Linked DNA regions of Homo sapiens: region 2 is linked to region 1. The links are chromatin loops, found by intact Hi-C in ENCODE. Cell type or tissue: IMR-90. All regions are shown on one strand. Links, peaks and the distances in the headings refer to the core of each region. The heading gives the core; the rest is flanking DNA.

Region 1 (16,667 bases), core at 3,124-11,123:
ATCTCAATTGGACCAAGTGCTTCTTATATGTTATCCTGTTTAATCTTTACACAGATATTAGGAAGTAGGCTACATTATTTCTATTTCACAGATGAAGAAGTTCAGATTTATAGAAGCTAAGTCACTTTCTCATGTGGCGTAGACAGTAAGTAGCATAGCTGGGTTGATACAAAGCCCATGATCTCACCTTGCCTCCCTGCACCAAACCTTTCCCTTAATTTTTAAAATCTTCTACCTCTGGTTGCCATTCCCTGCCTACTGCTAATCTGTTTTCCATATTAGAGGATTTCATCTTTCTCATCTTGCATCCTTCACCTGAACCACAGAACACAGGAAATGATTCAAATGACGATTCTCCCAGTTCTCCCATGGGTGGTTCTTAGCTAGTTCCAGGATAGCTGTGTGGTAGTGGGAGCTAATTCATTACACGCAGTGGAAGCCTTGGGCATCCGGGCTCAGCACTCTCACAGAACCCCCATCAGGAAAGCCTAGAAGACATATGAGAAACTCTTCTTATTCACCCATCTGGCAATTCATTTTGCTGTTTTCTTTCCAAGTTCCTCTTTGAATATCTTCCTTCAGTCAGAAAATTTGGCAAAAGAAAGCATGGTGTAACTGAGAAGACACTGAGCCAGGGCTCAGGAGATTTAAACCAAACACCTCTGCTAGGCAGATGTGCCTCACTTGATAATTCATTTTAATTTCCTGTTTTTTTCTCTTCACGGGGAAAATGTGGTCTGGATTAATGAATGTCGAGGGCCTATATGTCCAGCTCCAGCATGCTACTGTTTATGAAAAGAAATTAAGCACGGCTGTCAAATTCCCCTTCTTCATCCCAAAAAAGCATTGAAAAGGGAAATATACATAACTCATTATTGTGTGTATGTATGTCTTATTTGGGACCCTTTGAATATTACTCTATGTGGTTTTCTTGGTAGTCCCAATTATTTCTTCAGATATATATTTGGAGGGATCTTTGTTCACAAAGTATTTTCATTTAGGACTCAAGCTAGGATAAAGAGTAAGGCTTGTGGTTATCCTAACCATTCTTAAGAAGTCTTTCTGATGTCCCGAATCTAACCTACTGTGGCATGTAATTTTATTCAGTTCAATTCAATTCAACCAGTTTTACTGTGCAGTATTTTATCACGGGCACACCCAGTAAACATTATATTAACTCAAAAGCTAGTTAGAAATTCTATTCCAGTGGAAAAGGTTAATACCATGAGTGACTAGGCCTGCTAATTCATGCTTGTAGAGGTTATGGTAGAATATTCCCCAGTGAATTCATTTTGGAGGAGTAGAGTCCATTTTTATTCTTGTCTGGAGTGCGTAATATGAAGCTTTTCATATCTCTGAAGCTTTACATTAGCCATTTTGGGTTGGCTTTTTAAGAGACTCTCCTAGAAAGAGAACAGTAAAAACTCTTGCCTTTTATAATCATGCATCATCTTTCAGTCTACGTACATATATCAAGTTAAAAAAATTCATAAAGAAAATCTAAAATATACCACTCAAGCAAACTTAGACAAGTGTTGCATATTTTTGTAGAAAATCAAATTAGTCAAAATAAGATTTACAGAATGTTCCAAATCTCTATCAACTGGATTGTTTGTAGGTTAATCAGAGGAGATTTTAAATGACCAAAGGGAGGGATGGGGAAGAAAGACTCTCCTAACACTTAACTGCTTGCAGCTGCTATTTTAGCCGCCAGCCAATAAAGATTTATAAACAATCCATTCTTTGTTTCATGCTGAGGTCCTTCAGTACACAGAAAAGAGGATGAAATTCAGCATGGTTACTTTTGGCATAGGACTACTGGGCCCAAATCTACAGTTTATGCAAAACAAAGAATGAGAAAATGGAAGTATGAGGAAATAATTGGTATCAAGAATTGAATGATATGATCACTTATAACCATCCCCAGCCTAACCAGCTGTATTATTTACACACTAATAAATATTTCTGCTTAGGCATTTAATCTCTACAGATATTGGGTCAATAAGAGTGTAAGATTTTTGCAAATGTACAAATTTGCCGAAATCATCTAAAACTCTCCCAAATAAAATTAGTGTTCTTTCTCTTTTTAAGAATTGGGAGCTGTATACATGATTGACTAACTGTGAGAGTTAGACTATAAGACATGAATACAGGCTGGGCAGTGGATCATGCCTATCAACTCAGCACTCTGGGAGGCCAAAGTGGGTGGATCTCTTGAGTCCAGGAGTTCGATACCAGCCTGGGCAAAATGGCAAAACCCTGTTTATACAAAAAATGCAAAAATCAGCCTGGTGTGATGGCATGCACCTTTAGTCTCAGCTACTTGGGAGCCTGAAGTGAGAGGATCACCTGAGCCTGGGGAGAGTGAGGCTGCAGTGAGCTGTGATCACACCACTGCCCTCCAGCCTGGGTGACAGGGTGGAATCCTGCCCTCCTCACTCCCCAAAAAAGACATGAATACAAAGCGTATGTATGTCATATGTATATAGAGTGTTCTATTGTGATTAGGTAAAATTAACAACGTTTGTCTTGCATGTTGAAAATTAAAGGTAGTTATACTTGGGCTAAAGATAGGTAGACATAATTACCTGTTAACATTAACATTAACCATTTTTGGTTTTTACTATTGCTATACATATAATCTATTTTTCCATATATTGTAAATAATTTTGACACTCATTCTTTTATTCATTAATTGATCCATTTAATAAGCATTTGTTGAATACTTACCATGTACCATGCACCCTGATAGGCAAGGAGAATGCAAGTAATAGGACAGTTAAGATCCCTGACCACTGCATCTCAGTGGGTGAAAAAAACAGTAAACAAACAACTAAAACTAATGACATTAAAACTGAGACTCAAATGATAAGAAGGAGCCAGCCATATGACTCCTTCCGGGCAACCAGGAATGACAGGAGCTGGTGTGACTGGAGTTAGGTGAGGGAGGGAGGTGCAGCAAAGGAGGTGGGAGGGCCCTGGCCATGGGTGATTTGTATGATATGGGAAAATGTTTGGAATTTATTCTGATACAAAGGAAGTCATTAAAAGGTTTTTAATCAAGAGACTAACATGAGATCACCTTTGTTTAAAAATAATCATTGCGCTCGTGCCTCTAGTCCCAACATTTTGGGAGGCTGAGGCGAGAGGATGGCTTGAGGTCAGAAGTTTGAGACCAGCTTGGCTAACAAGCTGAAACCCCATCTTTACAAAAATTGCAGACATGGTGGCACATACTTCTAATCCCAGCTACCTGGGAGGCTGAGACAAGAGAATTGCTTGAACCTGCAAGGCAAAAGTTGCAGTGAGCCAAGTTTGCTCCAATGCACTCCAGCCTGGGCAACAGAGTGAGACTTTGTCTAAAAAACAAAATAAAAAATAATCATGCTATGGTTTTCATGTGTTCTTCAAACTTATGTGTTGGAAACTTGATCCCCAGTGTGGCAGTGTTGGGACATGGGGCATAATGGAAGATGTTTGAGTCATGGGGGCACTAACCTCAGGAATGGATTAATGACATAATTGCAGGAGTGGGTTTGTTATCATTTGAGTGGGTTCCACGTGAAAGTATGAGTTTGGCCCCCTTTTGCTCTCTCTTTGTCCTTCACCTTTCGCCAATAAGATGATGCAGCAAGAAGGCCCTAACCAGATGCTGGTGCCTTGATCTTGGACTTCCCATTCTCTGGAACTGTGAGAAAATAAATTTCTGTTCTTTATAAATTACCCAGTCTCAGGTATTATGTTATAGCAGCACAAAACATACTAAGACAATCACCCTAGAGACTATGTAAAGAATGAATTTGAGGGGACCTCCAAATGAATAAATAGGTATGCAGATTAGGTGAATATTTTAGTTATCCAGGTGGAAAATGATGAACAAAGGTATATATTTTGTAGGTAGAATCATTGGTATTTACTCAGATGACTCCCAGGTTTCTGACTTTAGTAATTGAACAGAAAATGACAGTGTCATTTCCTAAGATAGAAACTATTGAGTGAAGTTCAGGTCTGTGGGAATGGGCATGGGGGTAATCGAGAGTTTCATTTTGAGGCCAGGTGCGGTGGCTCATGCCTATAATCCCAACACTCTAGGAGGCCAAGGTGGGTGGATCACTTAAGGTCAGGAGTTTGAGACCAGCCTGGCCAATATGGTGAAACCTGTCTCTACTAAAAATACAAAAATTAGCCAGGTGTGGTGGCGGGCACCTGTAATCCCAGCTACTCCAGAGGCTGAGACAGGAGAATTACTTGAACCTGGGAGGCAGAAGTTGCAGTGAGCTGATATCATGCGACTGTGCTCCAGACTGGATGACAGAGTGAGACTCCATCTCAAAAAAAAAAAAAAAAAAAAAAGAGTTCCATTTTTGGATGAGTTATCCAACTGGGGATAACAGTAGGCCATTAGATATTCAAGTTTGAAGCTCAAAAGCAAAGTCTGGACTGGAGTTAAAAATTTAGGAATTGTCAGTATATAAATTATATTTAAATTCATGTAAATAGAAAATATCATCTAGGCTCTTATAACAAAGAGGGAAGAGGGACCAGAACAGAATCCTAAGAAATCCCAACATTTATAGGCTGAGAGAGGAGGAGCTAGGAAATTAGAGCAAGCAGGTGAGATAGAAGAAATATAGAACAGTAGGATTTGTGAAGAAGGTTTTAGGAAGGAGGGTGTTCACTTAATTAATATTAAACATGCTGAAAATTCTAATGTAGCAGATACAATTAGTACTGGCTAGGCCAAATAAAAAATTTAAGCTTTTTATTCCCACTTATCCATTAATTATAGTCAATATTAATGTTAATAGCTTTCTCTGTTTTTATAGACTAATAAATTACCTGTGTTGTCATCACACTTACCCACATTCCTGCATATTCACACAGATTCTGGATCTTGCAATAAGATTCCTGTTGCCTCCTCTTTACTTATCTTCTACAAATGACTAGTTCTCTGCTCTATTTGTGTGCCCTACCAGCCAATCTATTTCTTATTTCAACCATGACTCCAAGTTTTCAGAACTTGAACCCTGTGGTTGTAGATTGCTTGAGGAGGAAGATGTCATGGCCATTTTTGCTGACTGAAGAGACCTAGGAAGGTAAGAAACAGGGTACGCTTTGGGAGGCCAAGTCGGGCAGATCACCTACAGTCAGGAGATCGAGACCAGCCTGGCCAACATGGCAAACCCCCGTCTCTACTAAAAATACAAAAATTAACTGGATGTGCTGGGTGCCTGTAATCCCAGCTACTCGGGAGGCTGAGGCATGAGAATCACTTGAACCCAGGAGGTGGAAGTTGCAGTGTGAGCCGAGATGGTACCACTGGGGGATAGAGCAAGACTCTGTCTCCAAAGCAAAAAGAAAGAGGCTAAGGTTGGTGGCACAGAAAATGGACACAGGGTACAGAACTCAGAAGGGCTTTGTATTTCAAGCTCCTTAGTACAATGGGATGAGAGGGAAAAGACGTGAGTGAAGGAAAGGGGCTGGCTGAGTTTCCTAAAAATATTTAAAGTAGGGTTTATCTTTTTGAGCCAACTAAAACTAAAGCTTAGTAATCAAGCATAGTACACTGTGGACAAGAATCAGTTAAACAGCAACCCCCTGGAAAAACAGCACACCCAAACATTGCTAGGGAACAGCTGGAGAGAGACCACTTTAGGGAATATTTCGGTCTAGAAGTTGTTCTCTCCCCACCATGGGTTAGACAGGCCTGTAAGACTCCTTCCAGCACATCAGACAAGATAAAGAAAGCATTTTTACAGATGAGAAGATTGTGATACCTTCCGCTTTTGCAAGGATAAGTGAAGTAGCAAATGGATGGGGGGCGGGGGGTGGGGGCGACTGGTACTTATAGAAACACAGTTGATGAAATGTTGAATGTTTATGTCTGAAATCTGAACAGCTGGTTCCAGACTGAGAATTCATGTCTGTAACATGTCTGCTGCTGGACAGGAAAGTGATTATTCTTCCATGGATTAGCATGGGATGCAGAAGAAATCAAAAGATACCACAGGCATGGAATGACCTTGCAAGAAGATGAGCTGAATAGCAGTCAAACAGCTGCACTGCCTTGACCGTACCCTGACAAGGGTTTCATCAGGTCCTCAGTGAGAAGGAATAGGCACTGGACTCCAAAAATGGTGGGAAAAGAGTTCTAAAAACGTAAGGCCCTGGAGCCTAAAGAATGGTGAATGAGGATGGAGGAGCAGACAGAGGAAGCTGAAGATGCAAATGACGAACTTCAAAATTTTCCTTCTTAACATAATTCTTATATGCTGTTGTTTTGTGCATTACCTTTGTTCTAGTCCCAAAGAGGTATGTAGGTCTTTTCAAATTTGAGGTAATACCTGCTGCATATTTGCTTCTCCCCCATATAACCTGTCCCATAAATCTTCCAAGGTCAAAGAAACCTGAGAAACTATGTCATGGAATTCTTGATTCGGGGAAAAAATATGATTTATCACTGCAGCTAGATGTTTATAATCCAGGCAGTCATGCTAATCAACAAATCATAATTTGTTGATACTGATGACCTGGCTGGAAGCTTCTTCTCTCCAAGTTTTTGTAGCCACCATTATGACTGTGCAGTGGACAGAGAATCCACACTCTGGCTGGCTAGGGTGCCCTGTTTGAGTGTTCTCATGATTGGGTATTGGCTCCAGCTTATTAGCTGGTAGGATGTTGGCAATATTAAGCTACCCATGGGGTTCTTTATCAATCTTATTCCTTGAAACAGGAATCAAAAACACATATACACTGGCCAGGCGCGGTGGCTCACGCCTGTAGTCCCAGCACTTTGGGAGGCCAAGGCGGGTGGATCACTTAAGGTCAGGAGTTCGAGACCAGCCTGGCCAACATGGTGAAATCCCATCTCTACTGAAAGTACAAAAATTAGCCAGGCATGGTGGTGTGTGCCTGTAATCTCAGCAATTGGCAAGGCTGAGGCAGGAGAAATTGCTTGAACCCCGGAGGTGGAGGTTGCAGTGAGCTGAGATCATGCCACTGTAGAGAGAGAGACTCCATCTCAAAAACAAAAAGGAAAACAAAACAAAACAAAAAAACCCAAAACCCCAAAACACATATACAGGAGAATGTGGGGACTCTGAAATGTGTGAATGAACCAAAGCTAAAACCCTCCCAGTATGTCCCTGGTTCCACAGAAAGAAAGCAGCTGCCGTGTCTACATTGGAAACTAGATCAGTGCATGACTGAAAATAATGATGTGTTGGCATGAGGTTACATACTTAACCAAAGAAAGCTTTTCTTAAATAAAGGGTGAAGAATGACATCAACTATTTGGGTTATCTAGCCACATTGCTTCAAGTTGGGCTTGTTTCCTGAAATCTTTTCCAAACCTTTTGGATTAATTTTTATTGTATTAATAAATATTCTACAACAAACCAGTTTAGTAAAACAATTTAGACCATTAGGACAAAAACACACAAAAAACACGCTAATCTTTTTGTTAGCTACATAATTTTGTTGACATTCTTCTTGATTTTAGAAGGCTGTTAGTAATTGATAGCTTAGATCAAGTCTACACTGAAAAAAGGAAAACAGAATGAAAAAATGTCTTATGAAGTTCACCAGTGTAGATAGTTTAGATTTCAAAGAAAATTTCTTAATTGTGTGTCTATACTATCTGAATGCCTTGATTATTGACTAGATTTTTACCATGTTTTGTGATATTTGTGTGTGTCTGTGTATGTATGTGTCTATCCATCTAATCTATCCATTTCTATTATCTACAACATTTGAGTCAAAGTTCTTGCATTCTTTCTATATTTGCCAAAAGTATGAAAAGAGAAATGCCCTAAAAGTATATATATTTTTATATATAAGTGGTTTTTTTTTTTCTTTCTTTCTAATGGCTCAAAAATTATGTAGGTGGAGGATTTGGCTTTATCTTGAATGAATCATCTTTAGAATCAATACTGATTCAGGGTGAAAATGATCGTGGGGGATTGTTCTCATTTTTCCATGTTGAACATACCATTCCAGAAGTCCTGTGGCAATTCCCAGCTTAGCCGCTGACTCATTCAGCCATATTTCCCTCCACAGGATGTGAGGAGGTGGTATGTCTGGGGACCATAAACATCCCTAAGGCATCACCCCCACCTAACCCTGGGGCTTGACTGAGTTTTATGAAATACAGGGCCAGGCTCAGCCCTTGTGTTTCTACATTGTCTTCAGAAGCCTGAACAATAAACCATAAACCATAAGAAAGATGGGTGTAATTAATTCCTTTTCTACACAGTTGTACACTCTGCTGCTAAGTATTCTAGTCCTCCTATCTTTTCTGCAATGTATTTCTAAACTTTTACATGTAGTGTGGAAAACATGTTGGAATTATGCACACATATAGATTGAGAAGCTTACAGTCCTTGAAACAGGTAAAAACCTGAACTGAAGAAAGTCTGTAAAAGATCTGTATCATGACTTTGTAGGGTAGTTGTTGTATGGTGGGCACAAATCAAATCTAACTGCTGTCCTCATTAGAAGAGAGAATTTGGATACACGAAGAGACACCAGGGATGCATGGACACAGAGAAAAGGCCAGGTGAGGACGCAGTGAGAGTGTGGCCACCTGCAAGTGAAGGCAGCGGGGCTTGGGAGAAATTAAACCTGCCTGCACCTTGATCTTGGGCTGCCAGCCTCCAGAACTGTGAAAATAATTTCTATTGTTTAAACACCCTGTCTGTGGTATTTTGTTATGGCAACTCTAGCAAACTAATACAGTGGTGTAGTAGGAAAAGCTCAGTTTTGAAATACAGTCAGGAGTTGCTTAACAACGGGGCTATGTTCCAAGTTATGTGTTGTTAGGTGACTTTATCACTATGCAAACATTGTAATGTGTGCTTACATAAATCTAGATGGTATAGCCTACTACACACCTAGGCTACATGGTATAGCGTATTGCTCCTAGGCTACAAGCGTGCATAGTATGTTACTGTACTGAATACTGTGGGCAATTGTAACATAATGGTAAGTATTTGTGTATCTAAACATAGAAAAGGTGCAGTAAAAATATGGCATAAAAGATTAACAAGTGGTACATAAGACAGCTTCATTATAATCATGCAAGACCACCATCATATTTGTGGTCCACCATAGATTCAAATGTCCTTATGTGTAACCTGACTGTAGATGAATCTGAGTACAGCTTGCAGCACTAGTGTAATCTTGGAAAAATTGTTTAAACACTCTGAACACCAGTTTCCCCATTTGTAAATTGAGGATAACAATAACTACCTATCAAGGTTATCTTAAGGAACAAATGAATCTATATAGGTAGTGCCTGACATAAAGTAGGTACTCAAGAAATATTTTAGAGACTTTACTCTCTGCTGGGGGAAAGGCATAGAATTTTGCAATTAATCAGATTTGGATTTGAATCTGCATTTCGTCACTTAGCCAAGTGACCTTGGGCACATAACTTAAAATCTGCGATCACCAATCCTACATATAAAACACTAGGAATGTATTACGTTAGGTGCTCAGTACATCTTAGTTCTCCTTGGAGATTCTGGTTACAGACACAGTTCCAATTCTTTCTGAATATCAAAGTAATATATAAACAATGTGTTTGCTAGGGAGAGGTGTGTTTGCTAGGGAGGGTCTAACCGAGAGGATGAGGCTCTAATTACAATATTTATAGTACTTGTATTTTGATTGCTTATGCTTACTCACCACATGATGAGTAAATGGGATGGTCTTTCTGAAGGAAAAGCAACTATACAAAGGATTCAAAGAGAAAGCTTTACCATCAGGCTGACACAAAGGCTATTAATAATCCTGTCCTCGAGGTGCCATGTGAAATCTTGATTCCTAAATGAGAAAATAAGTACATGTAGAGCTGAAATAAGTAAAAATCTATTTATGCAAGAGAAAAGTCACCATTAATTTGCTAAAACATTCCAGACATTTGTAACTTTGTGTGTATTTATATTTATATAATTACTTTCTATGCACACCATTTGATAACTGCCTTTCCCCCCACTTCACAATAGTTTATGGACCTTTTTCCATATTTCCACATCATTAAATAGTCCACTCAGCATTATTTTAAATGACTGAAAGGCACTGCATTGTTAGAATGTACCAGGATTTTAAAACAAATCCTTTTTGTTGGACATTTAGGTTCAACAAACTTTGTTTTTAAAAATCAAGAGGTTAATTCTCTGGTTGCCCATCTGATTGATGACTTAGAGGTGCATAGAGTTGAGGTAAACTGAGTGTGCGAATGTGAACTTGCAGGAGTGGGTGAAGACAGAATGCCTATCTCGGCACTGCAGAAAAAAAGTAGGGAAAGTGCAGCATCGTGAGAAATGCATTTCTGCCTTAAGTTTACTGGGAAAAATCAATTTTAGGGCCTAATAGAGCATCACTTATCTATATGTCACTTGGAATCAGTGTGTTTTCACCATCAACTAAGGACTACTATCTTGGACTGTGTCTCAAGAGAAATGGAGTAGAATCTCCAGATAGCCTTTTTCAGCCTTAGCAACAGGAAAGACAGAAATGACTTGGATATGTACAAACCTTCATAGATGATTGTGTGAAACTTGAGCTTTAAGAAAAAAGATGACAATTCTAAATATGCATTTTCTTGTGAAAGTCATAGAGATATTTTGAGGCGATTCATATTTTTAGATATAGTAGTTATTATTCCCTTCACGAAGAGATAAGATAGGCATTTCATTCCTCTCCCCTTTAGATTCATAAAACAAAGGTGTCTTTCATGGAATCAACTACCCAGCTAGGAAAATGTGTCAGGCTTACCAGTCAAGCTCAAAAATATGAAAAAGGTGACGTCTGTTTAGTTTCTCACAATTTTTTCCTTTTCCCCGATCCCAGATCTGTGAGTCACCATTCTGTGTGAAAAATATTTAGAGTGAGAATTATTCCTTGACAAGTTATGTTGTTAGACGAACTTCCCTATCACTCAAAGAAATGACCCTTATCTCTTTCTTTACTTGAAGAATATCTTGCAAAAACATTTAATCTAGTCCAGAATAATTTCAGGGGTTGACAACACTGCTCTCAAGCCATTTTGTAAATACCACTGCCTCATTTTAAAGAAAAGAACTTCTGTTTTCTTTTCTTGGTTAGTGGATTCTGGTAAGTCCCACCAGTTTGGTTCTATAAACAGAGGCCCTGACAATTTTATTAAGAGCACTGGTTTAATATAATGATTCATGAAAAAAGCCTAGATTAGAATATTAAAATATTAAGTAAGTAGATAACATGCAATTCTACCAGGAGGTATAAGGATGGAAATATCACAAATGCATCTCTTGGATCTATTATGAACATTAAAACCATCAGCCTGAGCACTTACTAGATTTTTTAACTGTGGCGTGTAGGTTTTTCAAAAAATATTTTTACATAAATATGCCCTCCTGTGGCCACTCACCTTTCCCCATTCACATCGCCCTTTCCCTTACCTTCCAATAAGCAAATATATCTTAACTAATGTCAGGCCTTAAGAGACATTTGTATTGGCATTCTATTTGACTTTAAGGTAAAACTAGAAATTTTTAGGAGTCACTTGACTGGTGAAATCACTCTCACTCTTTTTTTATGATTTAATGTTTTTATTGTCACTGTTAACTAGCATGAGATGGGGAAATTTTATTATATATGTGATAAAGGATTAATATCCAGAATATATAGGGAATTCTAAAATTCTACAACAATCACAATAAACACCCTGATTCAAAAGTGGCAAAGGACTTGAAAAGACACTTCTCCAAATAAGTTATACAAATGGCCAATAGGCCTGTGAAAAATGTTCAAACTCACTAATCTTTAGGAAAATGCAAATGAAAACTACAATGACATCTCACCTCATATTTAGGATAACTATTGTTAAGTAAAAACAAAAACAAAAAATAACAAGTGTTGGTGAGGATGTGGAGAAACTGAAACCCTTCTGCACTGATGGTGAGAATGTAAAATGGCATGTCCACTATGGAAAACAGTATGGTTGTCCCTCAAAAATTTTAAAGTGGAATTACTATATGATTCATCAATTCTACTTCTAGGTATATACCCCAAATAATTGAAAGCAGAGACTTGAAATATCTTGAAATTCAATTGAAATATCTCAAAATGGAATTGAAAGCAGGATCTTGAAATATCTCTGGAAGAGATTTTGTGATAGGTTTGGCTCTGTGTCCCCACTGAAATCTCATGTTGAATTGTAATCTCCAGTGTTGCGGGAGGGACCTGGTGGGAGATGATTAGATCATATGGAGCAGATTTCCCACTTGCTGTTCTCCTGATAGTGAGTGAGCTATTGCAAGATCTGGTTGTTTACATGTGTGTAGCACTTCCCCTTTGCTCTCTCACTTTCTCCCACTCCACTATTTGAAGAAGGTGCTTGCTTTCCCTTCTCTCTTTTGCCATGATTGAAAGTTTCCTGAAGCCTCCCCAGCTATGCTTCCTGTACAACCTGTGGAACTGTGAGTCAATTAAACCTCTTTTCTTCATATACTACCCAGTCTCGTGTAGTTTTTGATAGCAGTATGAGAATAAACCAATACAGAAAATTGGTACCAGAGAAGTGGGGCATTGCTATAAAGATATCTGAGAATGTGAAAGTGACATTGGGACTGGGTAATGGGCAGAGGTTGGAAAAGTTTGGGAGGTTAAGAAGACGACAGGAAGATGAGGGAAGGTTTGGAACTTCCTAGAGACTTGAATGGTTTTGACTAAAATGCTGATAGTAATATGGACAATGAAGTCCAGGCTGAGGTGGTCTCAGATGGAGATGAGAAACTTCTTGGGAACTGGAGCCAAGGTCACTCTTGCTATGCATTAGGAAAGAGACTGGAAGCATTGTACCCCTGCTCAGGATCTTTGGAACTTTGAACTTGAGGGAGATGATTTAGGGTACCTGGTGGAAGAAATTTCTAAGCAGAAAATCATTCAAGAAATGACCTGGCTGCTTCTAAAAGCCTATGCTCATTTGCATAAGCAAAGAGAATATTTTAAAGAGAAGCAGAGCATAAATGTTTTAAAAATCTGTAGCCTGACTATGTGGCAGAAAAGAAAAAAATATTTTCTGGGGAGAAATTCAAGCTGGTTGCAGAAATTTGCATAAGTAAAGAGGAGCTGAATGTTAATAGCCAAGACAATGGGGAAAAAACCCTCCAGGGCACTTCAGAGACCTTCACCGCAGCCCCTCCCATCACAAGCCTGGAGGCCTAGGAGGGAAAAATGGTTTTGTGAGCCAGGGCCAGGGCCCTGCTACTTTATGCAGCCTCAGGACATGGCACCCTGCATCCCAGCCACTCCAGCTCCAGCCATGGCTAAAAGGGGTGAAGGTACAACTTGGGCCATTCCTTCAGTGCATGCAAGCCCCAAGCCTTGGTGGCTTCCATGTGGTGTTGAGCTCGCAGGTGCACAGAAGGCAAGAGTTGAGGTTTGCGAGCCTCTGCCTACACTTAAGAGGATGTATAGAAACACTTGGATGTTCAGGCAGAAGTCTGATGCAGGGGCAGAGCGCTCATGGAGAACCTCTACTAGCGCAATGCAGAGGGGAAATGTGGGTTTGAAGCCCCCACACAGAGTTCTAACTGAGGCACTGTCTAGTGTAGCTATGAGAAGAGGGCTACCATCCTTCAGACCCCAGAATGGTAGATCCACCAACAGTTTGCACTGTGCACCTGGAAAAGCTGCAGGCACTCAACATCAGCCTGTGAAAGCAGCCTTGGGGGCTGTACCCTGCAGAGCCACAGGGGCAGAGCTGCCCAAGGCCCTGGAAGTCCACTCCTTGCTTGCATCAGTGTGGCTTGGATGTGAGACATAGAGTCAAAGGAGATGATTTTGGATCTTTAAGGATTAATAACTTCCCTGCTGGGTTTCGGACTGGCATGGTGCCTGTAGCCTCTTTGTTTTGGCCAATTTCTCCCTTGTGGAATGGGAGCATTTACCCACTGTTTTTACCCCCATTGTATCTTGGAAATAACTAACTTGTTTTTAGTTTTACAGACTCATAGGCAGAAGGGACTTACCTTGTTTCAGATGAGATTTTGGACTTGGACTTTTTGGAATAAGTTAAGACTTTGGGGGACTATTGGAAAGGCATGACTGGTTTTGAAATGTGAGGAGGACATGAGATTTGGGAGAGGCCAAGGGCTGAATGATATGGTTTGGCTCTGTATTTCCTCTCAAATCTCATGTTGAATTGTAATCCCAGGTGTTGGGGGAGGAATCTGATGGGAGGTGATTGGCTCATGAGGGTAGATTTCCCCCTTGCTGTTCTTGTGATAGTGAGTGAGTTCTCATGAGATCTGGTTGTTTTAAAGTGTGCAGCGCTTCCCCTTTGCTCTGTCTCTTCCTCCTGCCCTGCATGTGAAGAAGGTGCTTGCTTCCCCTTCACTCTTCCACCATGATTGTAAGTTTCCTGAGGCTTCTCCAACTATGCTTCCTGTGCAGCCTGCAGAACTATGAGTCAAGTAAACCTCTTTTCTTTATAAATTACTCAGTCTCAGGTAGTTCTTTATAGCAGTGTGAGAACAAACATTATCCAAAATAGCTAAAAGATGGAAGCAACCGAAGTGTCCATAGACTAGACGAAAGGATATGCAAAATGTGTGTAAAATAAGCCAGTCATCAAAAAGAAAAATACTGTGTGTTTCCACTTATATGAGGTACCTAGAGGAGACAAAGATTACAGAGATAGGAAGTAGAATGTGGTTGCCAGGGACTACATGGAGAGAGGAATGAAGAGTTATTGCAGTTTTACAAGATGAAAAGAATCCTGGAGATGGATGGTGATGATGATTGCACAACAATATGAATGTACTTAATGCTACAGAACTGTACACTTAAAAATGGTTAAGATAGTAAATGTTATATGTATTTCACGAAGATTTAAAATTTTAAATTAGAAAAAATGAGGGATTTTATACTCTTTTTAAGCAACATTTTTGTTCAGTTTCTGTTAATGTTAATAGTAGTTGTTATTTTTCATTTGACCTGACTTATCCAGTAGATGCATTCGATAGTTGCTTTGCATTATGTGACATTTCAGTAATAAATCTCTAGAGGAAAATATTTCATTTTCATGATGTTTACTTATGATGGGGTGATGATAAAATTATCATAGCTGCTCCTAGAATCTGTTAACAATGTTTCATTGATAAGTGTGGGCAAACTAGACCTGGAGTCCTCTAATTAGCTATGATGACTAGTTAACAAGCAGACAAGGTCAGGCAAATAAACATTTATGTCCACATGCTTGCATGAGGAAGTGGCTGAAGGGTGGAGTGTGTATTTTGGTCAAAAGAATGTTTAGTGATGTTTTCTTTTCCATGTTGGTTATAATTCAGCCGTCTCAGAAATCTAAATATATTCAAGTTCAGAAGCATTGTTGGCTTTGAAAACACTGATTATTTTTGTTCATATATCTAATAAACATTACATGGCCCTTCTTGTCTATAGAAAAAAATCTAACTTTGCCAAAAAAGGGCCCTAACTGGAATGATTTATATGCACTCAATATCAGGAATAAAAGCTTTATTAGTTTTAGTTGGTAAAATAATTTTGTGTTGTGGGAATCATTTTTCAAAATGCTTTATTTTCTAAACACATTACCCAAAAATACTGGGGATGGGTTATTGAAATTTCAATAATTATCATCGTATTTCTCTATTTTGGCTAAATAGAAACAAAGGCAATACATAAAAACCTATAGTGGAGCTTGAGAATTTAAAACCTATTCCTACAGTTCATGATGCTTTAATTGTAGGTACAGTGCTAAAAACACCTCTGCCACTTCACCAAAAATTTGCTCTCGAGTCCTATAGAATGTCTTTACGTGAATTGATGCACACCCCTCAGTTGATAATTCCCTCAATGACTACCTGAAATCGCTGATTTTCAGATAGTCACGTAATGCACAGACATCTCCACATTCCACAGAACAATTAGAAGAATCCTCAGGGGACATAGCTGAAGGGGAAAAAATAATTCTTCCTTTTAGATGACACATATGAAAGCATTGCCAATCCTAGTGTCATTATGCTTTGAGAGGAAAAAACAGACACAGACTGCTTTGTTGTTTTAAAAAGTTATAAATAGATGTTTATAAATTCAAACAATTAGAAATCGAAAGTAGAAAGTGCAAGTCCTCTTTGATCAATCCCATGCTCTAAAAGTAATCACTTTAAGAGTTTGGCAAGGGCTGGAAGCAGTGGCTCAGGTCTGTAATTCCAGCACTTTGGGAGGCCGAGGTGGGCAGATCACCTGAGGTTGGGAGTTTGAGACCGGCCTGACCAACATGGAGAAACCCCGTCTCTACTAAAAATACAAAATTAGCCGGGCATGGTGGCGCATGCCTGTAATGCCAGCTACTCGGGAGGCTGAGGCAGGAAAATAGCTTGAACCCGGGAGGCAGAGGTTGTGGTGAGCCAAGATCGCACCACTGCACTCCAGCGTGGGCAACAAGGCAAAACTCCATCTCAAAAGAAAAAAAAAAAAAGAGAGTTTGGCATGTATATTTTTCTAAATATTTTGTTTGGCTTCTGAAAAAAAGTATATGTATTTATATAGTTTTTACAAAAATAGAATTAAAAACTCATACTTTTCTGTAACTTACTCTTTACTTACTTTTTATCATTTAATAATGATACAAAGAAACCTGCACAGATCTGCATCAT
Region 2 (16,667 bases), core at 4,780-12,779, 130 kb after region 1:
CAAATTCATAGCTTAGCTCCCACTTAGAAGTGAGAACACATGATTTTTGGTTTTCTCTTCCTGAGTTACTTCCCTTAGAATAATGGCCTCCAGCTCCATCCAAGTTGCTGCTAAAGACATTATTTCATTCTTTTTTATGGCTGAGTAGTATTCCATGATGTGTGTGTGTGTGTGTGTGTGTGTGTGTGTGTGTGTATAAATGTATGCACATGTACATAAAATTATGTTATATATGCATATATTACATACATAAAACTTAATATATACATATATAACTTAACTTATATATGTTGTTTTATGTGCTTTTGTTATATATTATATATATTTGTTTTAGGTGCTTTTTGTTATATATATACACACATACACGTATATTAAGTTTTGTTTTATGTGCTTTTGAACTTTATACAAAAGGCATTGTACCAGGAGCACTATATCACATGCAGTTTTTTATACACAACATTATTATTTTCTTCATCCATTCATGGGTTGATGGTACTTATGTTGCTCTTGGTTCTGTATATTTGCAATTGTAAGTTGTGCTGTGATAAACATATGTGTGCAGGTGTCTTTTTGATATAATGACTTCTTTTCCTTTGGGTAGGTACCCAGCCATGGATTTTGCTGGATCCAATGGTAGATCTACTTTTAGTTCTTTAAGAAATCTCCATACTGTGCCGCATTTTATTTTTAAAAGGATAATCTGGGTTGTGGTTACTTTGGTGTTCATTATATTATTCTTGGAACTTTTCTCAGTGTTTAAAATACTTCATGCTCTGTTATTAAAAGGAGCATCTCAGAAACTCTACTTTCAAGCAAGATATATCCTACAATCTTAATAATTTTTTGATATCTCACATCACCATCACAGCTTCTTTAAAACTAAAATTATTTAAGAAATGTATACATGTAATTGAATATACCCAGCTTTTTTTAAGTGAATACTCAACTCTTTATAACATTTGTCAAGATAACACTTCGTTAAATGTTTAGTAGTATTCTTTATGACAGAGTGGTTTTGCTTTCGCCTTCATTAAAATTTTCTTTCTGGGTCAAGGTGTCTTATTAACTAGGAGAAATTCATCTCTATTGAATCTTTCCTTCAAAACAAAAATGCTTAAGTGATTCCTTAGGAGGTCTGGTGTTTTGTTTTGTTTTTTTAAAGTTGATTTTTCTTCTTTCTTTAAATCTGGTCAACCTGGGAACAAAATCAATTGTTAACTATTTATGCAGAATTTAGAATGTATTTTTAGTCCCTTTTTTTTTTTTTTTTTTTTGAGCCGGAGTCTCGCTGTCGCCCAGGCTGGAGTGCAGTGGCGCGATCTCGGCTCACTGCAGGCTCCGCCCCGCGGGATTCACGCCATTCTCCTGCCTCAGCTTCCTGAGTAGCTGGGACTACAGGCGCCCACCGGGCGCGGTGGCTCACGCCTGTAATCCCAGCACTTTGGGAGGCCGAGGTGGGCAGATCACGAAGTCAGGAGATCGAGACCATCCTGGCTAACACAGTATTTTTAGTCCTTTGCTGATGAATAGAACTGCAAAAAATATGAATCCGTGTTTCTCATGACATTTTCTTTCCTTCCCTTGTTGACTTAGTCAACAATCTTTGAGGTCTAACCGGCTAGCGGTGTAAAACTGCTGTTCTACCAGCTCAACGGTGGACTGTTTTTATTATTCCTTCTCATGACTTTCACATCATTATGTCTCCATGATATATAATATCCAGTAGATCTAAATATATAAAGAAAGAAAGGAAAGAGGGAAGGAAGAAAGGAAGGAGGAAGGAAGGCAGGAAAGGAAGGGAGGAAGGGAGGAAGGAAGGGAGGGAGGGAGGGAAGGAGGAAGGAAGGAGGGAAAGGAAGGAGGGAAAGGAAAAGTAAGTGAAGGGAAAGAAAGAATGAGAGACCTGAAATTATCCCTGATTTTAACCTCTGGACTTTCCTCATCAGTATTCAGAGTGCGAACTGTCATTGGTATTAGTCAGTTTTCCGAGATTACTTCTTTCTAGTTATCTTCTTTGGCCTCCAGATTTGCCAACCTCAAATTTCTTTCTCTGGTGCTGGCTTCTCTTTCCACCAGTGAACGATCATCTCAGGTTCTCATGGAATCCCGCCAGATTCCTCTGCTTTGTCTATACCTTTCTCATGCTTCTTTCTTCTTTAGCAAAAGGTAATAAATAGCCAAGACCATCATCATAGGCTGCATTGATCTCCTCACATCATTTCCTCTTCCTCGCTCATAAGGCAGAGTCTTCTGTAATAATACCCTATTACTTGTGTTTCTCCACCATATCCTCTTTAGTTCAAACGTCTCCTGAAGCCCCCTGATTGAATTCTTCAGTTCCCTGGTCCCTTTAAGAACAGGACCTCCCGTTTCAAGTCAACATCAAGTCCCTTTTGTATTCCACCTTCTGAACCCAGTATTCTGCTCAGCCCTCACTGATCTCTCAGATCATAGACTCAATGGAACGGGACCTCTAGCGTGAGGTCTACAAATGGATAGGGACATTATCTGAGTCTCCCTTCTGGTAGAAGTCAGTTTTCTGTTATACAGTCAAAACATAAAGGTCGGAAATCTTGCATTGGTATTTATGGATTTTGAATGTGTGTGTTACCAAAGACACTAATTTGTAACCCGAAACGATGTTCACAAATGTCTGACGCCTCATATACTTATAATCTAAACAGGTAATAAGGAAGTATTAAACAGCACATAAGTATGAGGCAAAGGAGACTATTTCTGTGTATCAGCCTTATGACCTGAGTCTGATTCCCATTGGTTCTTCTTAAATTCTCCTTCAGGCATCCTGTGCTACATAAAACACTCCATCTGAACAGTCATGCTAGCTGGCCAAGGCAGTGGGTGAGAAACGCCAGCTGCATGCCTCATGTGATCTGTTATGTTATATGGTAAGTTACTTGGAAAGAGCAAGCATTCCATTATGCCAACAAGGGAATAAAGCTGACCTGTCCTGAGTGACTTCAGTGTAGACTCCACTGGACAATTCACGAAGATGATGTAACCAAAAGCAGCTCATTAATCTCATCCTAAGTCTTAAATTCCAAGTCACAGTAAATTAGATTTAAATGAGTTTCCACTGAACAAAGCTAGAGAATAACATTTTACGGTGTATAGAACATTTTATTACTTCAGAATTTGTTGCATTGAGCTAACAGAAAACTGACTTTTTAAAAAAATAATTACATGAGCTCTTGATTGCTCTTACATGGACCACAGCTGAGTTTCAAACTTAGTAAAAAGAATTTGAATCCCCTTTAATGCACAGGTACAGACTACTAGTTAGGAAAGTTATTTGTATATAGTACTGTATTTTAGCAGATTGAAAGTCCATCCCTTAAAACTTCAGACCAGTGCTGTTTAGTAGAACTTTCTGCATTGATGGAAATGTTCTAATATTTATGTTGTCTGATAAAGTAGCCACTAGACACATGTAGTTATTACCACTTAAAATGTAGCTAGTGTGACTGTGGTATTGTCTTTTATATCATTTAATATTAATTTAAGATCGTTTTAATGTCAATAGCCACACTGGCTAGTGGCTACCATATTGGACAGAGCAACGCAGGACCACATATTGCAATGCTAACTGAAATAAATGAGGTTTCAGTCATTGTTTCATTATTAATAGTGGTAATATAGTAATATAACTGAGAATGTGAATATCACAGTAGCATTTACAGACAATTTCACTATAACCATTGGCTTCTCTAAGCAACACTCTGAGGTCAATAGGATAAGTATTATTATCATCTCCATTACACTTGAGGAAATGGATGCTCTAAGACATACTGGTGATTTAAATGACCTGTGACTCAAACTACTTGTTCTTTCTAATGCAAGAGAAACCTGTGAAAGAATGTTGTGACGTTCATGCAGCTTACCAGTAGGCTGACCTGAAATAGACTTCAGAAATGTGGGCAGGGAGAGAGAAGCAGGGAGAAGGAGGAGAGAGAATATAAAACTACACGCCGACACCGGACATTTTTGCAAATAAAAAAGCTAGGTCAACTTTTGCAGAAGCATGTTCTAATGCTGTCAAAGCTAACTTCATGAGCTTCCAACATGGGTGGGGCCCAACATAAGATCCACACACTATTGCTTTTATCAGTGCTCTGCAAGCCATAGAGTTTTTCCTTGTTTATTCTTTCTGCTTCTCCTTTCTCTCACTCTCTCTGCTTTCCATTGTCTCTACCCCTCCTTTTCTCTGTGTCATATGATCTCAAGTCACTTTCCTACATTAAAATGTTATATAATTCTTACATAACAATCTAATAAACTATTGGTAACAGTAAGAGGTTTTCCTTGTCTTAGGAAAATGTGCTGAACTAAGAAAAAAAATCATCTTCTTTAAAAAATTAGCATAATGAAATATATTAAATTGAATATGTGTGGTGGATGATAGCTTAGAAAAAAATGAGTTGCACATCCTGGTGTGTAGTCAGTTTGCAGACTGATTAATGAAGACCCTATAAGCCTGTTTGTGTGATAAGCCTGTGCAGTGGGCACTCTGCTAGAGAGACAGGACCCATGTCACCGAGAAAGACCCCAGTACTGCTGAATAGCTTATATTTTATACATTTACATTGGAAAGGCAAACGTTTAAATTGGCCCGTCTAAAACCTAACCCTGTGGTTTCGTGGATACTAGATAATTGAAAACAGAACTTCAGTGCACTAAGTCCACCTCTTCTGGGCTCTTGGCCATAACATGCTCCAATCGGAAAACACTTGTTTTAAAAGAAGTCTCTTACACAAAAGCGGGATAAAAAGAGAGACGGAGAGGAAGGAAAATTGTCTTCAGTATATTATAGCAAACATACTTGTCACTTGATAAAATACCATTTGCTCAGGTTGCTCTTCTGTGAATAACATTACAACTATCCAAATAATAGTCAAGGCTCCTAAACCATCCAGCCAGCTTTTGCAAACAGCAGAGGAAGAAAGCCACCTGAGCTTGCAGAACTGGTGCCACTAAGTGCCAATCCCCACAAGTGAACACAAGTTCATGAACTTAGGGATCCTGGTTGAAGAAAGTTGCTGCTGCAGTCAAACAATAACATCAGCAAGGATTGATTTTAACTCAGATGAGTAGTATGCACTATCAACAATATAAAGGTTGTTAAATGTTAAAAAAAAAAAGTAGTCAGAAAGTAGTAGGCAGAAAGATTTTAAAAAGAATATCTACTAATGTAGGAGTGGAAAGGTGTACCACCTTCTTCACCCTTCATAAGGGTAGTGGTCAATATCCTATAACATAAAACAGGTTAACAAGAGAAAATCATAACAAATTTATTTAATTAAAAATTTTTATGTAATATGGGAGCTTTGGGAAGAAGATCTAAAGATACAGAGAAAACTATTCATGTTTATGCTTAGGTTTGATGGACAGTCCTGTAGAAATGTGATTGGACAGAGGATATGGTCTAACCCAGCAGGGCCTGCCCGTTCAGCTTCTTCTTGGCCTCTCTGTGTAGCATTTCTTCCTCCTGGGTCTGACAGGACCCCTCTGGAATGAGGGTCTTTAAGGGGGAAGGGAGAAGGAAGAGAGTGACCTTGCTAGGTTTTATGACTTGCTTTGGGGAAGATTTCTAGTTTCTATGATGTGCCTTAGGGGAAAGGAATTCCAGCTTCTGTGACTTGCTTTGAGGAGAATTTGGGCAAGAAACAGGAGGGTGGGTGAGGGACAGAAAGGCCTTGTGGCTAAGGCCTTTCCAATCTCCTTCAGTTCAATCTTCTTCCGTTCAGTATTCAACATGTCAAGGCACCGTGCTTTGGGGTATTATGTCCTGAGCCCCAACGTAAGATGTTTACACTTTTGATTGTAAATGCCAGCAAAACAAAACTTCATGAAATATGTAAATATCATGTGTGCTATTTCAGAGATGGAGACAGAAATCAACTTAAAAATTGTCAGATATATTGCAATATAGAATTACTTCTCTTTTCTGTTATTTATTTTAAAGAAATATTTTTGTATGTTATTTTACTGATTTTATTTCCATAAAAACATGGAAACTTCAATGTTTTCATATTTTGCAGAGTTTCATTTGGGTATTTTTAATGGCATGTGAGAGAGAGAGAGAAAGAAAGAGAGAGAGAGAGAAAATTAACACACTGCATTGGAATTCTTTTTATATTCTTCCCCAAACTCTTTTCCTCTCTCCTTCACCAGGTGTAATTATAACGAAATGGGTATTCTTCATTTGACATTTTAAGTTTTTAAACTAAATATATACATAGCCATAACACAGATAGTAGTATCATGGTATTTTATGTTATTTTTTTAGAGACAAGATCTCTCTGTCTGTCACCCAGGCTGAAGTGCAGTGGTGCAGTCATAGCTCATTGCAGACTTGAAATCCTGGGCTCAATGGATCCTCCTGCCTCACTCACCCTCTCTGGTAGCTGAGACTAAAACCTCACAACACCACACCAGACTAATCATTTTTATTTTTTGTAGAGACAGGGTCTTGCCCTGTTGCCCAGTCTGGTCTTGAACTCATGGCTTCAAGTGATCCTCCCACCTAGGCCTCCCAAAGCTCAGATTACAGGTGTGAGCCACTGGCTATAAAACACCACACAGCCTACTGGGGTATTCTAAACTTGACGTCATATTGTATTTATCCTTCTGCAACTTGATTTTTGTTGCTCTGTTTTTATATTTGGTGAATGTATTCACCTTGATAATGTAACTCTAGTTCATCCCTTTTAATTACTGGTATAAGTGAGCCATAATTTCTTGAATCATTCTCCTGTTGATGGACATTCAGGCTATTTGGATTTTTATTTTTGTTACTGCTAAGAGTGCCACAGTGAACATCCCTACATATATTCTTGCATACATTGAAAGGGTGTCTCTCCTAGTGCCTCAAATTGCTGGATTCTAGGGTGTGAACATCTTTAGCTTTACCAGATCTAGATACTGCTAAATGCCATCCAAAGTGTTTATCTGGAATTCTTCATACCTGTCCCTTTACAGACCACTCAACACAGTGGCCGTAGTGACCCTCTTACAACATGTCACATCATGTTACCCTTTGCTTGAAACCTTGAAATGCCTCCCCACCCTATTTCACTCAAAACAGCTACAGGGCCCTAACTGACCTCACCCTAGCGCTGCCCTTGTTACCTCTTATGTCCCCTCTCTTTCTGCTCCTCAAATACTCCAAGCATTCTCTCTGCTTAGGGTCTTTCTTCCAGCAGTTTGCTCTGCCTCACATGCTGTTCTCTCAGACCCCACTTGGCAAAATCTTTCGCCTTCCTTGAGTTTCTGTTTAAATCTCACTTTAACAATGAGCCTTGCCATGACTACCCTCCCCGCATGCTCAATTGATGTTTTCTTGCTTGAATGTGTTTCTTTCGCAGTACCAGTACCTTATAATGCATTATGTAGTTTGTCAGATTTATTGCCTAGTGTCTCACCCATCTAGACTGTCAGATCCATGAGGGCAGAGATCTTTGCCTGGTGTGCTCATCGATGTATCTGGATACCTACAATGGAATCTGATGCATGGTAAGCATTCGACCAGTGTCTGAGAGAGGTGACTTTTGTACCTTTGTGATTTCACATTATGCTTTGCAGGGTATTATCCAAAAGAACATATGATATTTTGATTGGTAATACATGAGGACTATGATTTGAAAAAAGACTAAAATTCAGCCCCCTAAGGGTAGGGCCTGGATATGTGTTCACCACTCTATTCTTTGTGCCAAGAACAGTGCCTGGCACATAGCAGATGTTCAATAAATGTCAAATGAATGAATGGATGAATGAATGAACAGAGATTTTTTGAGAAGGTTACTTGATAGTTTGGAAGTGAATTATACTGGAAGATGAGTTGGTTCAAAGGTTTGTGATTCAGGCATGCCCATCAGACAAAGCAAGCAGGTGGTAACTCCCTATTTTAAGTTTACCTGTTGGGCCATAAATTTCCCTGTTTGAAATCTTTTACTCTTTACAGTTTCCCTATTGTTGGGGAGTAAAATGATGGAAATTTGTTCAATTGAACATACCCTTTTAGAATGTTTCTCATATTTGCCTCATGATTAGAATCTCTCAGGTGAGTCTGTTAAAAATACAGATTCATGGACCTAATTCTTAAATCAGAAACTCTGGGAGAAAATTCTGAGAACAAACCCAAGAAACTGTTATGAAACTGTTATAGTCAAGTGAGTTAGGAAAACAATAGGATCCTTGACAGAACAAAGAACAACAGCGTGCCTGAAATGTCAACAGGAGGAAAGAGCGCCTGTTATAAACTGTGTTTTAAATAATGTCAGAATAGCTGCTAAACGGCAGAACCACATTCTGCATTTGAACTGAGTCTTTCCTCTTGCCTACCTAACATGGTCATCAGGGTCTTAGGGAATTTGGGGGTGACTCACAACCTTGTGTTTATGAATTAGTCATTGAAAACACAACCAGAAGAAGGCAGGCCGTCCTCAGCTATTCCTGAGATCCTGATAGTTTCCATCTCATGAGTTGAAGAAGCAGACAGTGGGAAGTAACGTTCTGGGCTAATCAGCAAAAGAGAAAAGAAATATTATGAAACACAAGGAGAAAGAAAAAATTATTTTATTATTCCAGGTTCATTTTATCTTTCTCCTAATGTAGAAGTCTTTCTTTATATGGGAGTCACTTGGTAAAAGTAATTCATCTATTTAATGTATTCTTCCAGATAGTGACATGTGTATCTATAATATAATAGATAGTGACATGTGTATCTACAGCCTTTAAAATGTAATGTTTATTCAAGAGGAAGGGGAATTTATCGAACTCTTCAGTATGTTTCTATTCCATTGAAGTTGCTGGTAAATCTGGTTAGTGGCTGTACTTTTGGTACTTCAGATTTCAAACATTTGTATTTCAACTCATCATTCCGGAGTATTTCCAATAGAAGACATTTAATTAAAACTTATGGTAAAGTACAGAAAGGGAATTTGGTGAGAAAGAGACCTATAATTTGATCAAATGAAAACTCTCTCCATTTTTAAATTTGGCATACATTTTAGACACTCACGTGTTTTGTTTCTCATTTTGGCAACTGAGTTGAATTTGGCTGCTGGGGTGAGAGGGAAAGGGGTAGATTAGAGACCCTGTGGGATGTCACAAGTCTTTGCCAAAATCAGCACATATTTATTAAGCGGTGGGCATGAAGCTCCCCATCTGTTAGTTTTCTCAAAGTGCTGACAAGAACATTCCGATTTCCAGCTTGAATGCTTTTTTAAAAAAATTTCTTTTCTCAAAAAAAAAAAAAAAAATTTCTTTTCTCCATTTACTCTGACCAAAGGGCTGTGTTAGTGTTCAAAGATAAATGGAAAATGATGCTTGAATTTTCTAATTTGTCATTGTAAGTAATGGAACCACCCAACACCTCACACTTATGGATATTTTTGCCAGCTTGCAAAATATAGGTGAGAGCCACCCAATTCTACCTCCTTTTAGAATTGGGTGGCTCTCATCCAATGAGGAGCTAACATAATTAGCCTTTTATTGCTCCTCATCTCCCTGTTATGGGAGAAGATCAGACTCTGCTATAAACAGACAGATACCCCTAAGGTCTCCAGCAAAGGAAGTCGAAAGGGGAGACCTTTAGATCTGTTGCTTGCTTCCTTTCACATGGAAAATGTACAACTTTACTTTCAGAAATTAAATATTTGGGTACAATAGGGCAGGCCAGGGCATGATTTCATTTTGATTCATTTTAGGGCTACATCAGTTAACTCCCTTTATGTTATCTCACTAGTTCTGCTTCTCTCCTCTACCCATACCCATTTTCATCCTAGCAGCTTGCTGGTGCAAGCTCATTGGTCTCAGAAAGTCTCCCTCAACCTCTCAGATAGTGCCTGTGGAATCCTATAATTCTCCTTCATAAAGTTTTGCACAGTTCTAATTGTTTAGTAATTTTTTGTAATAACTTTTTAAATATCTGTGATAGAATTCTAAGATGGCTCGTAAGATTCCCATCCCCTGCTATACAAGCGCTGTATAATCAATCCCCTCCCTTTGATGGGTATGACCTGAAATCGGATGGAATGTCACTCCATGATTACACACCATTATGTGGTAAAGATGAAGGCATTTTGCAGATGTAATTAAGGCTCCTAATCAGTTTCCCTGAGTTAACCAAAGGGATATTATCCTTGGTGGGCCTGACCTAATCAGGTGAGCCTTTAAAGCGGGGCCTAGATGTTCCCTGAAGTCAGAGACACTCTCCTGCTAGCCTTGAAAAGCAAGCTGGCATGAGTTTTATAGCTGTAAGGAGAATTTCTGCCAGCAAGCAAAGTTCTTGTCAAGGAAGTTCTTCAAACTCCCTAGTTTGGAGGAAAACTCAATGCCTCCAATGAGACAGCAGTCCTGGTCACTGCCTGTTCTCATCCTCCCCAGGCCCTGGCCCGAGGACCCAGTTAGGCTATGTCCAGAATTCTGTTCTACAGAACCGTGAGATCATAAATGTGGATTGGTTTAAGCCACTAAGATTGAGGTAATTTGTGACATAGCAATTGAAAACTTGAACAATACTTCTCCTCCACATGAAGGCAGGGTCTATGTCTCTTATTCACTGTGTGCCCAGTGATTACCACATTATCTGACATTGAAAAACTCACTAAGTATTCACCAAAAGAAAGACTGATTGACCTTAATTAGTGGGCAGGTTCAATAGATTGGGAGTCAGCAAGTATACATCAAATTTTCAAGAAAAATTTCATGAGAATAAAATAATCACCCAGCATGAATGAGCCTGGCTCTCACTTTCTAAGTCACTATCCTGCCCAAGGAAAGGGACCAGGTTCAAACAGAGATAAAGGGCCTTTAATAAATCTTCTTCAGATTTGTATCTGCTTTTGGGTGAGTCTGATGAATTTTAAATTTTTCTCCAAAACCTTTCTGAATTGACTGAACCTTTTGAATAGTAACATACCTTCCCACTACCACCCACCACCACCCCTGGCAGACTACCTGTTCTGCCTCATTGGACTCTGCTGCCTGCTGGGGAAGGTCTGGACCATGGACGCCGGGCAAGTCATCCAAGCAAAGCCCAGTGAAGTTCCAGGATGGGCTCGTGACTCAATAAGAGGCAGTGTTTCTCCCTGAATCAGCCCCAGCATGGCCACATCTGAAGGAAGCATGGTTGCGAGCTCAGCCACTGCCTGGCTGCCTGTGGACACATGGATCCTGCACTGTCTCGGATGAGAGGACACCGTCTGCTGATTCACTTGCACCTGGGGTTTCGTGGGTGGACATCTGGAAAGGGCCTCTCTTGCTAGCTCAAGTTTTATTTATCTAAAATGATCTTTTAAAAATCATTTTACGTGTCTTCAAAGTGTCTGGACATGGTGTGGAATGTGGTTTATTCTGTCCACATGGCAGCAGGCTCTGTGTTGTAACTTGCTGAGATTTTAGGTCTGCCATCAGTATGCAGACTGACACCAGCTTTTACTGAGTAGCAATGTAGAGCCCTTGGGAAAAACAGGAGAAATGAAATAGGAGAAACTATTGTGCCAGATGAAGCTCATATTCAGGTGACCTAAATGCACCTTTCTGGGAATACACAAGGCACTATGTCTGAAGGGTCGATTCAAGATCAAAATATGCATTCAAGTGGATGGTTTGAAATGAGATTTGTTTGAGATAGCTAAAATTTGTCTTCTGTGCTTAATACTTTACAAAAAGTTTTATATACAATAGGTCCTGCATCTCACAACACACTGTGAGGTAGGGAGGATATGTAATCTTAGCCCTGTTTTCTGTATGAGGGATGAGATAAGTGCCAGGATGTTATGGGAAGAGACCTGGAACCAGGTTTGGGTGTCAGCTCTGCCATTTGTTGGGAAAATTAACCTTTAGGAGCTTCTAGTTATCCACCTACAGAATGCAGTCAACAATCCCTCCCTAGCAAGGTTATTGCTAGGATAATCAGAATGTGTGTATGAAAGCATCGAGGATTTTGACCCGTGATAAAATGCCCAGTTAATTTTCTTGAATCTAAGGCCCAGAGATGTTTAGGAATTTGTTGAGGGGACTTAGCTTGTAAGGGAAGGACCTGGGACCCAAACCAGGTCTTTGATTCTGAATTCTTTTGCCAGCCTCCAGAACTTTGATCTATTAAAGCCTTTTAAATGAATAAGGTTCACCCATGACAGTTATATTCCCCATGGACTGAGGACCCTTTAATAAGTCTTTGATTTTCTGTTTCTTTGTTACTGACGTCCCTCTCTCCAGTCCCTTCTCTACTTCAGCCAATCTTAAATACCACTTTTCCAGAAATCTCTTTCCAGATGTTGAAGATATATCATGAAATGAAAGAAGCAGGTTCAAAAAATACATGTAATAGGAATTATGCCGTTCTTATTAAAGACAAATTAGGTAATTATAGGCGGAAAAAAGATATGAGATCTACAGGAACATATTAACAGTGGCTGTGTTGAGTGGGGAGATTAGAAGCAATTTTTATTATAATTTCTGCTTTTTTAGAGTCCCCAAGCTTTCTACAATAAATATACATTGTTTTAGTAATAGGGGAAGAAGTTTCTCATTCTCTTTAAATGTCTCTAAACTCTCCCGTGAACAAAGTCAGACCTTTTGTCTCCAGCTGGGTGTAAGTTACCAGCTGCTGTGTCCTTGACCTGTACATTCACTGCATCCCTTTCAACCCATATTCTTCTACATTAATCCATAGGCTCTAAGAACCTAAAGCTTTCTAAACAACTCAAGTCATGGAAACAGCTGTCGGCTCCTTCAGTATAGGTGCCAAATCCTTCCCAGAGTTAAAGTAATAATTCGGATGCCCACCTCTAAATACAAGAACTCCTGACATGTAAGGCATCCTTCCTAACTAAGCCCTTCAGTATTTGTCCACTCTCTTTCACCAATGTCCACTTACAAATTATGCATCATTTTTTTCCGCCTCCTGGATTGCAGACTCCCTGAAGGAAGGAATTGATATGTCCATTTTCTATAAATCTCAAGAAGATCACGTGTTTCTTTCTGAGCATCTAAATGTGTTTATGAACTGTGTGGGTAAATTATGCCTTGGCAAATTAGCAGATTGAAAGTGTTGAATCTCTACATGCCCAGACTTGTAAATTTTGCCACTATTAACTTTTAATACATGTTTTAACTTTTTTTTTTCCTCTTCAAAACTTGGGGTAGTATTTCTCACTGACGACTTCCTTAAGCCAAATTTAACATTTTATAGCTCCAACTGTTTTGGAAGTCAGACAGCCAGACAGTCAAATGCATTAGAAAAAGGCATTCCCAGATTTTCTTTTTCTGTGTCATGTTTATTCCCCTCAAAAGCAGTTGAAAGATGTTTCTCTCCAAGGTTTTCAAAGATCATCTATTCTGTGGATGGCAACTTCACACTCTCAAAGGTGTCCACTATAAAAAGGGAAAAGGAGAGATGTATCGTGAAACTGTCTGGTTAACCCAATATTTGTCACTTTAACTGCTTCTGATGATGCTTTCACTGTGAAACAACACAAAAGGAAGAGTAAAACAGTTGAGACAAGGGGAAGAAATAGCAACTGCCTTAAGTGTCTACCAATTTTACAGGGTCAGCAATGGCCTCTAATTAGAGTTAGCACTGAATCAGCCAGGCATGGTGGCTCACGCCTGTAATCCCAGCACTTTGGGAGGCCGAGGTGAGTGGATCACCTGAGGTCAGGAGTTCGAGACCAGCCTGGCCAACGTGGCGAAACCCTGTCTCCACTAAAAATACAAAAATTAGCCAGGCATCGTGGCGTGTGCCTGTAATCCCAGCTACTTGGGAGACTGGGGCAGGAGAATCGCTTGAACCTGGGAGGCAGAAGTTGCAGTGAGCCAAGATCGCACCACTGTATACCAGCCTGGGCAACACAGCAAAACTCTGGCTAAAAAAAAAAAAAAAAAAATTAGACTTAGCACTGAGTCACGCTTCTTGAGAAGCCCCAGAACAGAGTTCCTATCATAGAGAACCAGAGGGGAGTCTACCCCCAGCACCGAAGATGTATTCCAAACCTTCTAGCAGGGTCCCATGTGAGGTACAGGACTCGGTGAGAGGAGGGGGGCCTGCCTGAGACAAGTGGGGTAGGTAGTCACCTAGAAGACATGTTTTAAGGAAACAAAGACCCATTCACCTACAGATCTGTCTACCACGAGCCTGTCAAATCCAGTTAGAGCCAATCCTTTGGATTAAAAAATATTGGCTCAAACTGGCCTTTTCAATTAGAGGCATGGAAACACACTATGACCTAACTGTCTTTTAAAATCTTAGCACCAACAATTCATTAAGTGTATATCTTTGACTCAGCCACCCATCAAGACTTTGAGACAACACACAGAACACATCATCTTTGGTGGAAGTTGGAAGAGTAAAACACTGCTTGAGATGAAGATGTCAGGGTTGAAAGAAGGCACCAAATAAACAAGAAGTCTTATCAGTGGAGATAGCAAGAAAGCCTGGAAAAGATGGTGCCAAACTGGAAAATATGGTGCTAAAGAGGACAGGAATGGGAATACCAAAGACAAACCTTACTTAGCCATCAGTTTGTCTGCATCAGTACTGTAGAGAGGCTACTAAGGGGGACTATTACAGAAGGAAAACAGTCTGAAAGAGATTATTATAGAGGGAAAGAACTTGAGGAAATTGAAGGATTCTCACACTTTGGAAAAAGTAAATTCTCCTACTCTGGTCCTATTTAATCCACTGTGTGTGTATGTGTGTGTGTGTGTGTGAGAGAGAGAGAGAGAGACAGAGCGATAATTCTTGGAAGCAAACCCTCTCTTTTCTCACCCTGAATTCCATGTTATCACTATTTTACACTGAGTTAGGAGGATCTTCTGCCCACACATTTGTATTATTGCTTTTCTTTTAAGTATCTTAATTCTATAGTAAAATTTGCCATAAAATATTCATAGATGGATGGGCCTAGCTCTTTAGCCATAGGTCCAGCAGGACTTACTTACATTAAATGTACCATGATATTCTAGATGTTTTAGATTATATATCAGAGAGTCAAGTGAAAAATCAGAAAGTGTTTTATGTCTATACAGAATCTTAATGATGTCTTTTTTTTTAAAGTATTATAGGAAGTGTGTTGGAAAAATATTTTGAAAACAGTAGATTTGAAAGCCCCATTTTGCTCACTTTACTCAAGTATCTGCCTCCTTAAGGTTCTAAGATTTGCCATCATCAATTAGCTGTGCAAACCATGCTGACAAAATCCCTTTTAGAATAGTTTCTTTCACCACCAACTTGCTTCAGAGCCTCACAAAATGACTCATCTAAATGAGACGGGTCCTCTGGCCCAAAGGGAACAGCTAAGTGACTGACTAATGTTTTACACTTGGGAGAGAACAGGAAATTAGCTGCATGTTTACTGTGAGGAGACACTGAAGAATTGTAAGGAAGTACCTTTAAATACTTGAGTCCCCAAAAATGTTGCTTCACCATTTGCCTAAATGTTGCTTTTAAGTTGGAAGTGTCTCAGTTTCTAAGTGAGGGTTGGATGGTGTTACTATAAGGCACACAAAATTAACTAATAAAAGTCATTTCAGTTTCAACATTAAAAAAAATGAAAGTCCAAAGTTCCTGGATGAAAGAAAGGAGGCCTCAATTACATTATGACATATTTTACTTTTGTCTCTCTGGTGAGATAGAGTACAATTAACAAGATTCTCTTTCAATTTACAGTTAAGCCAGACATCTAAAACCAAGATGACGATGAAACTTTTCAAGTTGACACATCTTACGAGTTTTGTATGGATTTCAGTGAAATTTTTTCAATGAATTTTTTGAAAGATTGCATGCTTGCCACAAGTTCTACAGTTCATAGGACTGATAGTGTTCTAACCTTTCTTGCCTGCTACAAAATTCCCATGGTCCATACTCTCTCAACCACTGTATAGCTACCATTTATAACCAAAAAAAAGTCACTTTCTAGGTACAGTGTTTTCATAACTTCAGACTTAACCAGATGATCTAGACAAATTATTTTTTTAAAAAAATATTCAGTGAAACCCCTACTAAAAAATACGAAAAATTAGCTGGGCGCGGTGGCGGGTGCCTGTAGTCCCAGCTACTCGGGAGGCTGAGGCAGGAGAATGGCATGAACCCAGGAGGCGGAGCCTGCAGTGAGCCGAGATAGGGCCACTGCAGTCCCGCCTGGGTGAAAAAGCGAGACTCTGTCTCAAAAAAATAAATAAATAAAATATTACACAGTTCTTTTTTATTGATTTTGGTGGGAAGATTTCTACCGTTGATTGTATTGTGTTAGTCTTTTCATCAAAGGACATTTCATTTTCTTTGTCTACCTATTCAGCACTTCCTCATGAAACACTTCACTGCACAGGAATAATAAGTGTTGTCTATTGACTAATGTCAACAGCCAACCCTTCATTATCTTTCCTATTGGGGAAAGAGAAAATATGATTAAATTGAATCTGCTGTTTATCCCAAATTACACTTTTGCTGAGATTTTTTAACATTCTTTGCCACCAAACCTGATGATAACATGCGAAAATTGATCTTTTTTTTTCACCTCTCCCCTGTCCTTTTCTTTGAAGATTCACTGTAAAGAATTTTGTAGACTGTGGACAAATACTGAAATGCCAAAAGCATGTAACCTTTTAGATTAGACCAACAAACAATCACAGACATCATCACATTG

What was found. A loop is a pair of places that touch in the nucleus more often than their neighbours do. Peaks named below come from ENCODE experiments on the same cell type or tissue, not always from the same donor. Only the 100,000 strongest peaks of a DNase experiment are listed, where the experiment ranks them.
Region 2: it touches region 1 in a loop (2.5-fold over the local background); 2 of 110 quality-filtered maps call a loop at or near these places.

Annotation. Positions count from the first base shown.
Region 1 is chr2:215,520,710-215,537,376 of GRCh38, forward strand. No RefSeq gene overlaps it. Among named protein-coding and RNA genes, the nearest start is that of FN1, 93 kb to the left of the region's middle. RefSeq lists an enhancer at 7,415-8,614. In IMR-90, for the core only: no CTCF peak of the experiment used is centred there; DNase peaks (open chromatin) are centred at 7,232, 8,022, 8,782, 10,812 and 1 weaker place; H3K27ac peaks cover 3,446 bases.
Region 2 is chr2:215,649,689-215,666,355 of GRCh38, forward strand. All of the region lies in intron 5 of LINC00607 (long intergenic non-protein coding RNA 607), which reads right to left. LOC102724861 (a long non-coding RNA gene) reads left to right here. Exons shown (of 8, transcript NR_187737.1): 3 at 15,692-15,757. Among named protein-coding and RNA genes, the nearest start is that of LINC01614, 60 kb to the right of the region's middle. In IMR-90, for the core only: a CTCF peak has its summit at 8,304; DNase peaks (open chromatin) are centred at 8,413 and 11,203; H3K27ac peaks cover 3,013 bases.